Regions from separate parts of the Mus musculus genome. Here region 2 is linked to region 1. A link is a loop called in an ENCODE intact Hi-C map of the cell type or tissue named here. Cell type or tissue: heart. All regions are shown on one strand. Each heading gives the region's core, and the rest is flanking DNA. Links, peaks and the distances in the headings are about the cores only.

The links. Peaks named below come from ENCODE experiments on the same cell type or tissue, not always from the same donor. Only the 100,000 strongest peaks of a DNase experiment are listed, where the experiment ranks them.
Region 2: it touches region 1 in a loop (6-fold over the local background); 20 of 42 quality-filtered maps call a loop at or near these places.

What each region holds. Positions count from the first base shown.
Region 1 is chr3:103,910,212-103,918,779 of GRCm38, forward strand. Rsbn1 (rosbin, round spermatid basic protein 1) reads left to right here and starts at 3,909. Exons shown (of 8, transcript NM_001356556.1): 1 at 3,909-4,942. The coding sequence starts at 4,240. Ptpn22 (protein tyrosine phosphatase, non-receptor type 22 (lymphoid)) reads left to right here. Exons shown (of 21, transcript NM_008979.2): 21 at 1,765-2,041. The coding sequence ends at 1,829. In heart, for the core only: a CTCF peak has its summit at 4,001; DNase peaks (open chromatin) are centred at 4,220 and 4,950; H3K4me3 peaks cover 1,793 bases; H3K27ac peaks cover 1,935 bases.
Region 2 is chr3:103,963,331-103,971,898 of GRCm38, forward strand. Phtf1 (putative homeodomain transcription factor 1) reads left to right here and starts at 4,928. Exons shown (of 19, transcript NM_013629.2): 1 at 4,928-5,457; 2 at 5,725-5,800; 3 at 6,424-6,480. The coding sequence starts at 5,756. Phtf1os (putative homeodomain transcription factor 1, opposite strand) reads right to left here and starts at 4,986. Exons shown (of 1, transcript NR_030676.1): 1 at 1,206-4,986. It overlaps Rsbn1 (rosbin, round spermatid basic protein 1), which reads left to right. Exons shown (of 8, transcript NM_001356556.1): 8 at 1,244-3,306. In heart, for the core only: no CTCF peak of the experiment used is centred there; DNase peaks (open chromatin) are centred at 5,041 and 5,131; H3K4me3 peaks cover 2,119 bases; H3K27ac peaks cover 2,097 bases.

The DNA of each region.
Region 1 (8,568 bases), core at 2,475-4,974:
AAAAACACGTAATTTTGCCTTGGCAACAGACGTTTTCTGCTTCCTTCTTTTCTCTACATCACTTGAGTGACATATGGATCATCTGACTTTACATTGTGTATACCCTGGAATGAAATCTTAGCTGTATCCATGTTGCTTCTTCTCAAACATGCCTAGATGTCAAAGTTGCTATACTTGAAAGCACTTAGTTTTCATTGCTTCCTTTAGCAGTGGCAATAAAAATTATAAGAATATGTTACTTAAAAATATTGAAGTTGCCTCAGATGGAGCACACCTGTAATCCTACCACATGCAAGGGTGAGACAGGAGGATCATAAGTTCAGGGCTATGTCATAAATGCCCCCACCCCCTAAGTTGAGGGGAAAAAAAGCATATGGTTCAGGTTTCTTTTTGCTGAATTGACCTATATTCGGAAACCTGTAGTGTACAGCTGTTTTAAAGTATTACGAATTAGCTAGTGACTCAGATCAGATATAGGTATTTGAAGCTGTAGTTCTCACTGAGGACACAGCAAGTCCTCACCCCTCTGCGCAGTGCATGGGCTATAGTAAAGGCGCCTGTATTGAGGAGATGATGGTGATGTGTAACTACCTCATCTGAATATTTTCCTTCTCTTTATCATCAAAAGAGTAAGGTTTACATGAGCTAGGCTCTGTACACCTCCACCAACATTTAAAATTACTAGTTAATAAATATGAGGGGTTTATTCCAGCTCTGGCATATAGGTGTGTGTGTTTGTGTGTCTGTGTGTTTCTGTGTCTGTGTGTTTGTATGTATGAGTATATGTGTATCTATGCATGAGAATCTTGCAGAACTTGCCAGGCTGGCCTTGAACTTGTGGTCCTCCTGGCTTAACTTCCTGTGTGCTTGGATTAGAAGTAGTTGGTACCATTCCTGGCCTACTGTAGTTTTGGTTTTAGACTTGTAAACATCAGTAGTTACTAGGGAAGGTGATGAAATTCAAGTACCAGAAAGATCTTTGAGTTTTTCATCTTCTGTTCTCCCTCTTTCAAACCCTTCGGTTTTAAATTTAAGGCACCAAAGTTGCTAAGATGCTTTGAGAATCTACCACAGTCAAGACCTACATCGCTAGTGACAAAGAATAAATGTCCTCATCACGAAATTCTTTTTGAAAGCACCCAGTAATAGCTTTTATTTTATATGAAAGATTTTCATGTTCTTCATTGTGGAGGCAAGGAAGGTGCATTTCAGGAAGAAAAGTAATTATAACTCACTTAGAACCTCTTCTTCTCAGGATTATCTTATATTTTATAAGTTTTGAAACTTAATGTTTTAGTAAACTCAGGAGTTTCTGTGGCTGCATAGATACAGAACTAGATTTAATAATGCCACACTTAATTTTATAAAAGTGAAATTTGTTTTGTGATCAGTGGGTGAATAAAACAGATAAATGGTATTATATATTTAATTATTACAGGCTACTATAACCAGGGTTCTTCATATAGTTAGTACTATTAGTTAATCTGTAAATGCGCTAAGTTTAAATATTAGTAGTATTTGGGTTGGAGGTGTGCTCCAGTGGCAGAACACTTGCCTAGCCTATGCAAGGCCCATAGTTTGATCCCCAGTACAACAAAAATATTCAATTTTCATTTAAACTTTAATTACTAAAATGCCTCCACAATCTATTACTAAATTGATCAAAAAGGGTGCTTAAAATTTTAATGTTATACTCTAAAATTCAAGTATTAATTTCTGTGTATAAAAATACCCATCTTCATTCAGTTTTATTTTTGTCCTCAGGTTTCGGAAATCGTTTTTCAAAACCCAAAGGACCAAGGAACCCGCCATCAGCTTGGAATATGTAACGCACCTCTGGATTTATAAGAATATTTGTTAAAATTGTACCTGCAGATAAAGCTACTTGAATACTGCTATAATAATAATATCAGTAATGAGGATATATTTTGTCAATAGTCTTGAAAAGGAAAGCAATATGTGACAAACTTCCAGCAAACTTGTATTTTCATATTCCTTATATTTCACTGGGAACTGCCAATAAAGTTTGTACTTCAGTTTATGCTTCAAAGTGTATTTACTTTTCACGTTTGAAAGTTATTATATTTTACTTTCTTTCTATATATGAATTTTCTTTAAATATAAATTTTTATTTTGAGATGATGTCTCCTCCTCCATAGCCTTTGGAGGGCTGTGGTAACAAGCACACAAGTCCAGCATAAACATTAATTTCAATAGAATTGTAAGAATTTGATCATAACGTTCTCTTTAAAATATTTTTATGTATACAAGTGTTTTTGCCTGCATGTATGTACAGCACCTGTGTGTAGTGCCCATCGAGGCCAGAAGAGAGAACCAAATCCCTTGAATTGGAATAACAGGTTGTGACTTGCTACGTGGGTTCTAAACCAGGGTCCTCTGCAAAAGTAGTTAAACGCACTTAATTCACCATCTGAGTTGTCTCTCCGACCCTTCAACTAAATTTATACACTGCCTTAATATTAAAAATAACTTTAAAAAATAGATTTTGCTATGCAGCCCTAGGCTGGCCTCAAACTATTGATCCTTCTCCAAGCTGCAGACCGCTGCTATTGCAAGCGTGCTCCATCACGACTGACTAAAGGTTTTAGTTAGAAAACAAAGCACTCCTTCCTTTGTGCTTGCAGTACTGCTTGTGAAAATGACTAAATGTCTAAACGGAGTGTATCTCCTCAATTTCCCCAATTGTTGCGTAAAAGAAGGAAAGATGATGTACAAATAACGGCAGTGATCACTTCTGTATTGCTATGAGGTGTCCAACTGTATGTATGTTTACCCAGTTATTCACTTACCAATTCAAGAAAAAAAAATCAACAGCGGTTACTTTTTGTTAGCACTTTAACTTTCTTTTTTGATAGTGTGTTCTTCATAGAAAAGGCCCTATAGATAAACGTGTCCACATAAAACGAATTTATGTTCACAACCATTTAAAGGTACTGGTGATTTGAAAATGTATTTCTATATGACTATGGATTCTTCTAAGTAAATTATATTTCAAATCTAGTTTTATACAGTAAATAATTTAATGGCTCTTTATTATTGTAAAGGGTTGGCTTTACTTTCCCTATCAGTTTAATATTTTTACTTATGAAAATACAGCCTAGCAACAGTATTATTTGCGCTTTAATACTTTTTGTTGGGAAACCCAAATGCTAGGGCAAATTGACCTGTATTGTTACTTGTTTATTGTAGTACAATGTATACCCAGTAGGTGTTCAAGAACTTCTCTATTTTAAACGATAACTTTTATTACAGAAGTTCACTCAGCCTAAGTTACTTCTCTGGGAACTAGTGGTGTTAAACCACAGTGTCTTTTATATGCCTAGTACATCATTGTAGTCGGTTATTTCCAAATAGCTTTCTCAAGGACTTAAATGCAATTCTAGGTAAAAAGCTAAAGTAATGAAACTCAAAACGGATTTCTGAGTAAACACCATCTCCTGGCGAACAGTGTCAGGTTGACAGCGCTTTTCACATTTGCAAATTTATATGTATGGGTTGAAAAAAAATTAAAAATTTCTATCGAGACATTTTTTTTTGTTGTTAACTATAGCTGTATGTTCAACAAAAATGCTGGATTCTACCTTTCCAAGAATTGGAGGGAAAAGTGACTCTGGCAAGGCGGAGCTGCGCTCAGGGAACGCCTAAGGCAACATTTGCACCTGCCTTGAGCCTGCAGCGGTCGCCACAGCAGTGCTATAGGAAATGCTTCAAAAAAATTTTTTTTTTCTTTTCTGAATAGCAGCTTTACAATGTTCTACAGCGAAACCGTCGTTTTACATATTCCGAAATTCTTTTCCTCCTGGTTTGTCAAGGGTAAACTGGAGATTCTTTTACCTCACAAAGGCTATGGGGAGAAATACGAAATTGAAAAGTCACTATGGAGACCACCTCCGGGCAAGATGAAGGAGGAACACTGGAAGTGGAGCGCCTGAACACACGGCGAGACTCTGAAAGCTATTAACATTGTTTGGGCGGTTAGGGCGGTTGGCGGCAACTCGCCGGAGGGCGGCAGTTGCGTGGCACCCCGAAGCGTGCCTAGGCGCACGCTCCCCTCCGCTCCTCCACTCAGAGAGCAAAGTGGGGGCGGAGGGGGAGGGGGAAGAACGCGAAGGGCGGTGGAACTACAACTCCCGCAAGGCCTTGCGCGTCCAGGGTGCTTTACAATAGAAGCTCGGTTGGCGAGGTCTGCGGAGAGGTGTCGGAACTGCCGTTTCCGGCATGTTCAGGTCTACGAGAACGACCGATCAGTGGAGGGTGGGGGAGAGACTCCAATGCCCAGCGGGCCATGCGCGGGCAGCGCTTGCGCGAACCGCGGACGGGGGGGCGGTCGGGCCATTTAAATGTGTGTTTGTGGGTGAAATGGCTGCGCAGGTCGGAGCGGTTCGCGTAGTACGGGCGGTGGCGGCGCAGGAGGAGCCGGACAAAGAAGGGAAGGAGAAACCCCATGTTGGGGTTTCGCCGCGGGGAGTGAAGCGGCAGCGCCGGGCGAGCAGCGGGGGTTCTCAGGAGAAGCGGGGGCGGCCGAGCCAGGACCCCCCTCTCGCTCCCCCTCATCGGCGGCGTCGTAGCCGCCAACATCCCGGGCCGCTGCCTCCAACGAATGCCGCCCCAACCGTCCCGGGCCCTGTTGAACCTCTGCTCCTGCCGCCTCCGCCGCCACCGTCGCTGGCACCCGCCGGGCCCACTGTCGCTGCCCCGCTCCCGGCCCCGGGCACCTCGGCCCTCTTCACCTTCTCGCCTCTGACGGTGAGCGCGGCCGGGCCCAAGCATAAGGGCCACAAGGAGCGGCACAAGCACCATCACCACCGCGGCTCCGATGGTGACCCCGGCGCCTGCGTTCCGGGCGATCTCAAGCACAAGGACAAGCAGGAAAACGGCGAAAGGAGCGGAGGGGTGCCTCTGATCAAGGCCCCCAAGAGAGGTGAGAGCAGGCGAACCGCTGGGGCTCGGGCTGTAGGTCTCAGTGCCCATATCCCGCCCCTTTAGGACTGAAAGACGCCGCTCTACTCCCCTGAGCCCACTGGAGTGGACTCGGGATTGCAGGCGGTTGCCACAGTTTGACCTACTTGAGGCTTCTCTCTGAGGCCGAGCTGTCAGTTTCCATCCCTGTTTGCAGTTCCCCCGGAGCCTTTGCAACATTTATTTTCAAATTCGGCAGGGTTTCCGCGCCGCGCAGTGCTTGGCATCGGATTAGTAGGTGGGGTACTAAAACCTCCCTTTCTGAAGTAAAGGCTTGTCACTGAAAGTCCCTTCTTGTTCTCTTGCTTGGAAATCTTTAGTTTTTCTCATTCCTGGCACCAGCATATTTACAGGTTTGACTCTGGGCTCTGAGTTTGAATTCTTAAAGAGGTTACACAACTACTGGTTGCCTTAGCTTCGGCGAGGTTAAAAAAATCATTTACGGTGTTTATTTTTCAGCTAGACGTAGTAAAAATAGTTTTTTAAAAAAAAATATTAGCCCTTTTAATTGTTAGTATGGTTTAGGATTGGTTCGAGGAAGGTTTTATCACCCTCTGAGTCTAGGAAGTATACCAACCGTATCTCTGAAGGGAAGGAAGCGTGCAGTAGGATGCAGATGCAGATGTAGATTCTAGTTTCATTTCATTTTGCCAGAGCACTGTTTGAGAATCTCTGCAATTCCAGCAGTCTTTAAAGGTTTTTCACATAGAAAAAGTAGGACTAAGAGTGCTTTTGAGATGAATTAGGTTGGCCAAAATTGGTGTCTTCTATTGCCAGATACTTGTAGCATGTATTTATATTCTTTATGGAAGAAATGAAGCAGGGTTTTGGTTATGCCATATTTATACTTTGTATATATTTATAACTTATAATAGTCATAATCAGTAAATACTAACACACTAATGTGTTCGAATACTGGGTAATTCCAGTTATTAACATGTTAGTCTTTGATTCTAAAATTTCGAGTGTCTTGGATTTTTCCCATATATTTACTCACAATGCTAACCAGTTTGTGTGTGTGTGTGTGTGTGTGTGTGTGTGTATGTTTAGGTGAAATAATAGGTTTTCACTTTTCCACTGGACAGAACTGCATCTATATTTTTCTTTGGTGGTATCCAGATACCATCTTTAGGAGTATAACTGTGGCAAACTGACTGGTATGCCAGTTTTCAAAATAATTGCATATTGGAGTAGCTTATATTTTTACCCTTTTTCCTCATACTCCCTGGTGTGTGTCCATACACAGCCACAGGGACATTTCAATAATCATTTTCTTTAAATTTGTGCTGTAGGAGAGAATACTAGTGTCCTTGGCATAAAGCTGAGACTCCTAAATGCTAGTTAAAGCTTTATCACTATTGGCAGTCTGCTTGGCTTTCTTTCCCTTGCTTCCTTTTCTCCACTCCTTTGCCTTGACAATTCTCATTCCAGAGGCAGTCAGTAAGCTGACTAGAAATGATCTGAGATCTCTCAGTTCCCCTTTATGGGGGAGGGTGGTGCTGACACGTGTAGTAATTCACAGTGTGCGCCCCGGAAGACTGTACAGGCCCCGTGTTCTTTTAAAATCAAAACCAATTCTGTAATGCTGATGAATAGAATTTTCTCAGATGATGCAAATATTCTATATCTATGTTGTCGAATATGGTAGCCATATGTGACACTTAAAGATTTGTAATGTGACTGTGTGACTGAGAAACTGAAATTTTATCTTACTGTAACATACAACATGTTCCATACAGCTCATGGCTACTACATTGGACTGTACAGCTTTTTGCCAGTACACGAAGAAGAGAAATGGGTAAAACCAGGCTATTTGAACACTTTTCACTTCTGGTTTAGAGAGGATTGGATTGTATACCCAAACTGTATAAATTCTGGGGGAAATTGCGCCCTCTGGTCAGGTATATTTGAGGAAACCTGTCCGGGAGTGGTCTGGATATCTGACCCACACTGAAGCTTCTGTATACAATAAACTGTGTTAATATTGTTTAGTTTAAGCTTTTTGAATAGTTGGACCAATACTTGTAAAAAAAAGAAATCACAGTTTGTTTATTTTTATTATCTTCAGGTTCAGGAGGCATGGCTCTGGAAGTAAATTTTGGTTCTAGTACTTATTGTGTGATCAAGATAAAAAATTAATCTCCTTTTAACCCCAGTTTTCCTGTTTGTAAAATGAGGTTGAGGTATTTTCATTCATATGGTTGTTATATGGATTGTTGGGGCAGTGTATGGAAGTCATTTAAAATAGTGCTTGGCCCATGGGAGGCAGTTCAAACTAGCTTGCTTTATTTGTCTATCTATTTATTTATTAATTATTGTGCTTGGTCCTGTAAACACCTCTAATAAAGTAGATTGTTGTTTACAAAGGAATTTTGTCCTTTTGCTTATTCTAAGATTTTTGGGAACTTTCTTTTTTTTTTTTTTTTTTTTAAAGATTTATTTATTTATTATATGTAAGTACACTGTAGCTGTCTTCAGACACTCCAGAAGAGTGGAGTCAGATCTTGTTACAGATGGTTGTGAGCCACCATGTGGTTGCTGGGATTTGAACTCCGGACCTTCGGAAGAGCAGTCGGGTGCTCTTACCCACTGAGCCATCTCACCAGCCCCTTTTGGGAACTTTCAATTTACTTTGTAGTAATTATAGATTCACAGAAAATAACATAGAGAAGCCCTTTTCCTTTTCCAGTTTTCTTCAGTGGTTATATCTTATATAACTATTGTATAATACCAACACCAGGAAAAAACTGACGTGTGTGTGTGTGTGTGTGTGTGTGTGTGTGTGTGTGTTTCTGTGCCATTTTATCATATGTAGATTTGTGAAACCACCATTGTAAACAAGGCACAAAACTCTCCAGAAACATCTCTCATGGACTTCCCTTCATATCCTTAGGCACTGTCTCCCTACCCTCTCTTCTGTTTCTACCCAATAACAACCACCAGTCTATCTCTATAATTTTGTTATTTGAGAATATTGTATATTCGGGGTCTTTTGAAGCTAGCTCATTAGTCTTTTTTTTTTTCCATTTTTTATTAGGTATTTAGCTCATTTACATTTCCAATGCTATACCAAAAGTCCCCCATACCCACCCACCCCCACTCCCCTACCCGCCCACTCCCCCTTTTTGGCCCTGGCGTTCCCCTGTACTGGGGCATATAAAGTTTGCGTGTCCAATGGGCCTCTCTTTCCAGTGATGGCCGACTAGGCCATCTTTTGATACATATGCAGCTAGAGTCAAGAGCTCCAGGGTACTGGTTAGTTCATAATGTTGATCCACCTATAGGGTTGCAGATCCCTTTAGCTCCTTGGGTACTTTCTCTAGCTCCTCCATTGGGAGCCCTGTGTTCCATCCATTAGCATGTGAGCATCCACTTCTGTGTTTGCTAGGCCCCGGCATAGTCTCACAAGAGACAGCTACATCTGGGTCCTTTCGATAAAATCTTGCTAGTGTATGCAATGGTGTCAGTGTTTGGATGCTGATTATGGGGTGGATCCCTGGATATGGCAGTCTCTACATGGTCCATCCTTTCATCTCAGCTCCAAACTTTGTCTCTGTAACTCCTTCCAAGGGTGTTTTGTTCCCACTT
Region 2 (8,568 bases), core at 3,698-6,197, 54 kb after region 1:
AGGCTGTTTTGAGGAGGAGAGATAATGCTGACCTGTTGTGCTTCCTAGTATCCTCATATCAAAGTTAGAGAACTGCACCAGTCTTACTGATGAGGGCTGCCACAGCTGAGCATCAAACTAAGGAGAAACTATTCTTGTGACTTGGCATCTACTTTTGAAAACACTTTACAATTTTATCAGGCTAATAATACCTGGGTTTGTTCATTGTTATTCAGTGTTGCTATTTTCTAATAGCAGGCATTAGACTTCCATCCTAGTTTCAGGTAGGCTGAAACTTAGTGTCTGGATATTTACTTTGTTTTCCCTTTTTCAAACAGACCTCCTTCATCCAAGTAGTGTGGCTCTTATTTTGGAATGTTCATGTGCTATGCATTATCCTTTCTCTAGTTATCAACTTGGTAGGCCTTTTGTTTACTAAAGGAAGAGTACTCTCCACACCTGAGACCAGATTCTTGTATCTACCTGGTTACAGTGCAATTTGATTTTTTTTTCCTGGATGGTGAGATTTGAGTTATTTGCATTAACATAGGCGAAAGAAAAAGATGCTGCTTTGTTATGTCTGTCACCATGGAAACTTCGCTGCATCTTTGGAAATATCAAATATGAATTTTCTCTAAAATATTCTGAAATAGGTTAAATCTTATATAAATATTACTTTGTGCAATATTGTTGTGTAGTTAAATGCATATTAGCAAAGTATAGAGGTCACTGTGTAAACCGATAGAAAAGTAACCATCAGCAAATACTACAGTGATTAGTTAGAATCTGTATTATTCCTTATATATATGTATATGTGTGTATTCTCTGTTACAAAGGATGAAGACAAATAAATAGGGAAACACTTCAATGTAAACCATTTATGAATTGGAAGTGATGTTGCTTTTAGTTATCTTTGTAAATAAGGTAATTAGAATGGTATGAAAGGTAATGTGATTATTACAGGGGTGTTTTTAAATCCTGTGTATAAATTCTAGGGTAAATTCTAGTTTATCAAACTAGTTTTTAAGGGACCTTTGAGGGTATTTTTTGTTGTTATTTTGTGGAGAAAAGGGGCATATCACAAAATGAATGGGTTTGGGTTATTTCTTATTTTTATTTTTTTCTGTCCAGAAGAATTTCATAGAGCTTTACCAGGCTGTGCAAAGAAAAATTCTTCTCAGGCAACATTTGCTTTTAAAAATAATCATGAAGAGAAAAAGTTGTTAACGCAAAAAGTTTTATTTTGTTTTTCTTGTCTTCCAAGATCCGATTTCCCCACCTCCCACTTGCCATCCAGCAGATGCCATCCTGTCATCTAAGCTGGTCATTACTAATACACAAGGAGACTGTCTCCTGACAGCCAGCACTGTGCAATCACTCAGGAACCAGCGGATCTGCAAAGACCTACAATCAAACGCAAATCTCCATTTTCCTTTTACAAAGCATTCTACCCTCACTTCCAGTATAAACATATTAAAAGAATATAAAAATGTTGAAAATCATGTACTAATGAAGTCATTGTATATTAGATTGCAATAGAATGGAAAGACACATTTAGCTAGTAATGTACCTGGAAATCCTGAATGTCCTACGTGAGTATTAGATTTTGATAGCATGCTTTAAAGACTGATGAATATAAAAGCAGAAGCTTCGAGTTTCCTGCTGCTTTCAAAACTGTGTCCTAGTTGAGTGATACAAATGATCGCAAGTTTTCTAAATCATTAAACTATTTGGTTGGTGGAGTGAGGCATGGTCTGGTATCCTCTGATTTGTAAAATAGCGATGGCAGTGAAGTTGTAACTGAAATTGAAGCTGATCTTCCTTTCTGGTATGTTATCTATTGTGCCAGCCCTTGAGATTACTTGCAGAATGTGGCTATAAGTTTTAGTAGTTTATGGATCAGAGGGATATTTTTAAAATATGCTAATCGAAAGAACCTAGTAAATTAAATATTCCTAACAGCAAATAGAATGATTTTATGGTAACCATTAAAAAGAATAAGTCTTCCCCTGTCCCAGAGGTCATTCTATAATTATCAAGATAGGATAAGAGTTAGGGTTACGATTCTGAGAGATGTCCCAAATTCATAAAGCAATAATAATAACCTTTATATTGGTTCCCTCTTCCAAAGTTTAACTCTTGAGAAATGAATTCTTAGTCTTAATTGTACTTTGCTTATTCAGTACTTACAGTTTTACATGATTTTTACTCTAAGACTTTTGGAAAGTGCCCTGCGCCCTCAGAAACAGTCGGACTATTAGTTCACAAATACTACAAGCTCTTGTATGGGGAAAAGAGCTTATTTTAAATAATTTGCTAAACTTTAGGAAATGATATATCAGTCTTAACAGGCATAAAGATCTCACCTAATGACTTGAGAAACTTTTGCTTAGTGCTTTTTTTCCCCTGTATAAATATTGTCTAGAAGGAAAGTTAATATAGGAACAAGACTCCAAAATCCACGAAAATATGTTCCTAGTGAATATATCCTTTATCATTAATATTAGCCCATTATATTTTCATCTGTATTTGCCTTTTAAATTTATTTGCATCTATTAAAGATAATTAGGATTACTGAGTTTGTGTTTTTCTAATAAATCTGTTTCATCCTTTCAGTAGCACATGCCAGAGGCTCACATTTGTGCTAAGTTTCATGTTTCAAGACAGTCTGTAGCCGTATTTACTGGTCATGCAAGTAGAGGAGATACACATCACCAGTGTTTTTCTTAAGTGCATAAAGGACTTATCCTCGTCCTGGAAGTCTGTTGCTTTAAAAGCAAGTATCCATAAACATTATGGCCTTCCATTTAAAAAATCTCCATACATTTTTTAGGATCCACTTGTGCATGTAGTTGAGACCACCGTCTCTTAAAATATAGCACTTTTCAATTCTCTCTAAAGAAATACTTATGTAATACTATCACACGTTGTAAATTTTCATGTAATAGTGTTTTCTGTGACTAAACTTCATTTTGATTGGCAGCTAAGACTTTTTTTCCTGTGGCTTTAATTTATCTAAGAGGTCTTTGCATATAGATGAAATGTTTAATTTGCCTGGCGGACTATTTGCGTTTGTGTGGCCTTAGTTTGTTTATTGACATTAACAAGTGTTTTAAAAGGTTTTTAATGGATAGTCTTAAATCTCAAATTTGTGTGAATAATAATTCTTTTAACACAGTGCTTTTTTGTAGCTGTCTGAGTGTGTTAAATTGTTAAGCTATTTCTTTGTAAAGTAGGACAATGGAATGCATAGGTTTCTTTTTTTTCCTGTAAAGTATTTTTTTAATAAACAAAGTCTGATTTGTCCTTTACTGATGTTTCAAAATGAATAGCACATGGGAGTTGTCATTGCTGGCACCCTGTTTGTCGAGTACTAGTCTTCTCCACACACACATGCATCCATCTACTCACCTTCTTTTTGCCATTTTAGTTTTAAGCTTTAGAAGAAAATCATGGACTTTTCTTTGCCAAAGAAAAAGTCAGAGATACCCAGACTGAGGTACAACTAGTTTTGAAGAAAAATGAAGCTTTTATTTGTGATAGTTGTCCTTATTGCTGCTTAAAATTGGTTACCTGCATTTAGAGCAGCCGTAGGCTTGTGACGATGCATGGCATAATAATGAAGATGCTTACTTTTCAGATGTGGATGGAGTATGGGAGACAAGAGAATCCCTTTCCTCATTAAGTTTTGTGTGAACTCTGTAGTTGAAGTGCCTGTCCTGACAGCATTTAGGTCTTAGAAGGGTCTCAGTATTTCATCAGTTCTCATAGATAGGAGGGGGTTAATTATCTCCACAACACTGGTGAGAAAACAGACTTGTTAAGTCAATTTCCTAAAATGACAGTTCATTACTGGGAGCTGGGGCCTGAATGTTTTTTGGGGGGTTCAAAGCTTGGCCTTACACAGCAGCATCCTAATAAAACACTGAAAATTTTTACCAGGGTTCCTGAAAAATAATTTGCAGCTGTACCACCAATTCTATTCCTCAAAGTACAGCCACAGCCCAGAAAACCTCTCGTGTGTTTGGCAATGAAGCCAAATGCTTTTGTTATTAGTGTTAAATTTAGGTCTTAACAGTAATTTTTTGAGGTCATTTACCAAAATGAGTTGGTTGTTGCCTTGAGCTCCACTGTCCAGCAGCACTGAAGGGGCTGTTAAGGCTCAACAGCTTTTTATTTAACCCTGAACAGTTAAGGGGTATACAGTGGGGATCACTGCCAATGGGTGAGGCAATTTTTAAAAATAATTCCTATGGGTGTTAACATTTTAGTCGTTTCACAGTATGGATAACTTTCATTTGATGCTGTTTTAATGGCTGGAGACTGCCTAAGTGGTAACTATTACCCATTTTTAGCCTTACATCAACTAAATGCTTAGTGCCTAGGGCAAGAAAGGACTTAGCTTTTAATAAGTTCAAGACAGTGGCCCCTGGAAACAAACCACTAAGGTGCACACAAATGTGTAGAGACAAGAACAGCTTAGAAACCCTGTGGGTATACATATTTATATTTACATTAGAGTGCAGTTGCCCTTTCTCTGGACCTCTCTTTAAATCACTATAAACAGCCATTTTCTCCGATTTGGGGGAAGTCCCAGTGCAGTCCGAGCCCTGTGCATCCCCTTAGTGTTGTGTGGGCAGCAGAAAGCCTTTGTCCCAGAGCTGCCGAGAGCCGAAGGAGGAACCACTGGGCCACAGGCAGCCTGTCCGCGTTCCAGGCCGCGCAAATTCACCAACATTTGTCCATCCAACAAGAACGGAGAACTCGAGCGAAGGCTCGTGCCCTGCACTAGTCTCGTCCCCCCAAAGGAGACAAGGACATGAAGTAAACACCACGCTAAATGCTACAGACCCGCACAGGAACCTCTGGAACATCGGGACCAGCCTCCCGGGGACCGACGGGTACTGGGAGGGTCGTTTCTGAGGTGACTTTCCGTTAAGCGTCGAGGGTTACACGCGAGGCGGCTGTCGGCTTCTTCCTCCGGGCAGCCAGAGCGGCGGGAAGGCGGCCGGGGGCGGAGCCGGAAGGCGGAAGCGGCCGATCGCATCGAGAGCTTGTGGAGCTGCGGCCCGTCCCTCACGGAGGACGCGCGCCGTTGCTCCGGCCCGGGGCCGTCTGCTGGCTTCCAGCCGGGCACCCAGCCCTTGCGGGTGCCGAGGTGGCTGGCGAAGGCACCCTTCCCGCTTCCTTCTGCTCATTCCCCAGTTGGCTCCTGGCTTCTCCCATGGCCTGTTCTGTGGCCGCCTAGGTCGGGCGTCTGTGGCTGCAGGCTGCGCTCCTCCCGGCGCAGGACGCTGGGCTGCCTCCGGGGCAGGGCTGGCCGCCGCGGTCTCCATGGTAACGGCCAGGCGGACGGCCGGGCCTCTGGGGGAAGATGCGGCCTGCCGGGCCCGCCGCCTCGCCCCCGGCCTCTCGGTCCGGCGGGGGTCACTGAGCAGCGGGGGCCCGGCCGGCAGCCTGCCTGGCAGCGGGCACCAGGTGAGCCGGCCGCGGGGAGGCAGAGGGCGCGGGAGGCCAGCTCGGGTACTTGCTGTCCCCGCATCCATTCTTGTGCTGGGTGGTGCAGAGGCTTCTCGGATGCTGTTTCGCCTATTTCCCCCTCCCCCCACCTCTTTCTGGCGAACACCCTGAGTAAGAGCAGCTAGCTAATGGAGAGACTGAGAGAAGCAGATTTTAAGCCATACCCCCAAACGGGACAATGACCTGAAACAACTGGACTTACCGAGATATTTCCTTCGTTTTCAGTGAGATCCCATTTCTCTGGCTGGAGACACAGATGGCCTCAAATGAGAGAGATGCTATATCATGGTATCAGAAGAAGGTAACAACAGTAGTTTTTGTTTGTAAACCATACTCCCTGCAAAAAACTCCCTTAAAGAATATTGTTAACTTTCCTTAAGTTTGGTAATATCACATGTTCTTATATAACATCTCAACATAATTATAAAAAATGATGTGCAAAGTCATTATAAACACAGTTTTAGGTTCTAGGAAGTGAGCTGTAAGTCACCTTTCTCAAGGCAGCATACACGAACTACTACAATGCTTTGCTTTTGCAAATTATCAGTCTTTTAATTTTTTTTTTTTTTTATAAAGACAAGAATGAAATCCTTATCTGCATGGCTCAGATTGTTACTATCGTCTGATTGAGCTGCTCCTTACCTTTTCTTCCTCTCTGATTCCCATTGATGCTTTCTTCAGGGAGTGGAATTTTAGGTGATCTTTAGTGTAAAATATTTGGAGGGTTGCTTTTTTCACTTTTTAGATTCAGCCTTTTTTTTTTTTTCTTTCTTTTTTTTTAAAACATCCCTGGGGAATATGAACTTAATATGTAAGAAACCCACTTTCCAGATACCATATTTAATAGATTCATGGCCTTGTGAGGTTTGACTTAGATACAAAGATTGCCTTTGCATCATTTAAATAGCCTGCTCCTTGTTTCAGATTGGAGCATATGATCAGCAGATATGGGAAAAGTCAATCGAACAGACTCAGATTAAGGTAAATTGATTTCTTTGATTCTAGCTTTGTTACTGCTTTAAAGAGAAGAGAGGATCACACTTGCATTTATCCACCAAGTATGCATTCTTTTACCCTCCGAGTCTTACAAGGAAGCCGGCAGCGCATGGGTAATGATAGAGGACAGTCGATATGTGGCCTCAGCAGCAAATGTCCCAGGGAAATTGAAGAGTGGCTTCTTATTTCTGGTCAGCTTTTTACCATATGACAGTTCAGATCCAGTTTGCTAGTCTTTTATTGGAGAGAGGCTGAAAATAAACACATTTAACAAAAGAAATATCCACATTTATAAGGGGGTAGTAATCTTCTTCCTCTCTTCTTCTTTTTCTTCTTTTTCTTCTCTGTCTTCTTTGTCCTCTTTCTCCTCCTCCTCATAATCATTATCAACACTATACTATGCAAGCCAAATAAAATTTATATTTGGCCTACATCTAGTCTTTGCCCCCCATAAATACATACATACACACACACACACACATATATGTATGTATATGTGTATATATACACACACAGACACATATGTATATAGTATATATGTTTAACTCCTGGTTTAGAGGCACGTCTTGGTCTTTTAGGTTACCTAAGGGTAAGTTCCCTTAGGATTGAGCACCACTTTCAGTTTCTTCATGTTCACCAAATAACTGAAAACTGCTGTGTAATTTGGAATGCCAGTTGGTTGATTTGTAATAGTAGAGGTGAAGATTAAGTTTTAGTATCTAAGTCATCATATGGGAAAGAGAAACACTGGTGTCTGTACAAATTAGTCATTGAATAGTTGCTGAGTTGCCTTGAGGAAAAGCCCAAAGAAAAGAACGTAAGTCTAGATTTAGGATCTCTTCCTTGGAAATCGTTTCTAAATGCCAGTACATTCTTGGATTAGGACTTTGAAAAGATTTGGTGCAGACCTTTACCAACACTTTAAAAACATGGGTAAGTACAACCTAAAAGTGTTTTACTTCTCTAAGTTACACTGATCAGACTAGACCTCTAAATGTCTCTGGTGGGATATATTAACCATTTCTCAGGGTATATTTCTTTATAAGCCAGTCACATAAAAGGTGGTTTGAGCTAAACAGACACAACTAACTTCACAATTTCCTAGTGTCCTCCCTTTCATTAACTGAGGATGGGGTTCAGATGAATAACCCCTCCAAATTTCATTTTGTAACTGTCTTGTCTGTTCTGTGAGCTGCTAAGCCATATCAATAGTGTAATAGAAATGGCTGGACTGGGAATTTGATATTGTTTTGTGACCTCTAACCTTGTGATCCCTAAAGATCCATGTGTTTTGTCCAGGTTTAAAAGGATTTTTCTTCCTGCTGCAGAATAAGAACCCTCCTATTTAGAGGTTCTCACCTCTTATTTCCATGCCTCTTAACACATGCCTTTTAGTGCACCCTATCTGAGCTCCTTGTTAACCTTGTGCATGCCTGGGGCTCAAGGGCAGGCATTCTTACCTGTATCTGCTCTGGGAGCATCTTGCTTCTCTTGGTGTTGCTCCACAGAGTTGATCCTGCCATTGTTCTCTGTTAGGGTCATTAACTAACAGCTCCTTAAAGAGTATTGCTTTATTTAGTGGCAGTGTCCCAGCTACTGTGTCATATGAGTAGCAAATATTAAAACTGTTGGGAAACTGCAGGGCAGGTCTCAAGCACTGGAATAGTGGGGCCAACGGAAAACAGTCTTGTGTTTTTTGCATGTGTGTGGTTTGCGTTTGTTTTTTAGAGGAAGCACAGGAAGTTGGGTAGGTGGGATAGAATTTGGGAAGAGTTGGGGGAGAGGAAAGAATATGGTAAAAAATATATTGTATGAAAAAATAGACCTTAAATTTTTTTTAGAATGTCCTGAAAAAAATAGGCATTTCTGCCTTCATGTTCAGGGTAGTGGGAGAAAACTAAGATTTTTTTTTCAAAAAGATATAGTTTGATTAAACAAACAAAAATAATAAATGAAATGTTAAAAAAAATTTCAAGTATGTTTATAAAAATATAGTTTGGGATGTTTAAAGGATATTGGAGAGGTTGTTAAGAGCACCTAGCTGCCCTTCCAGAGGTCTGGGTTCTGTTCCCA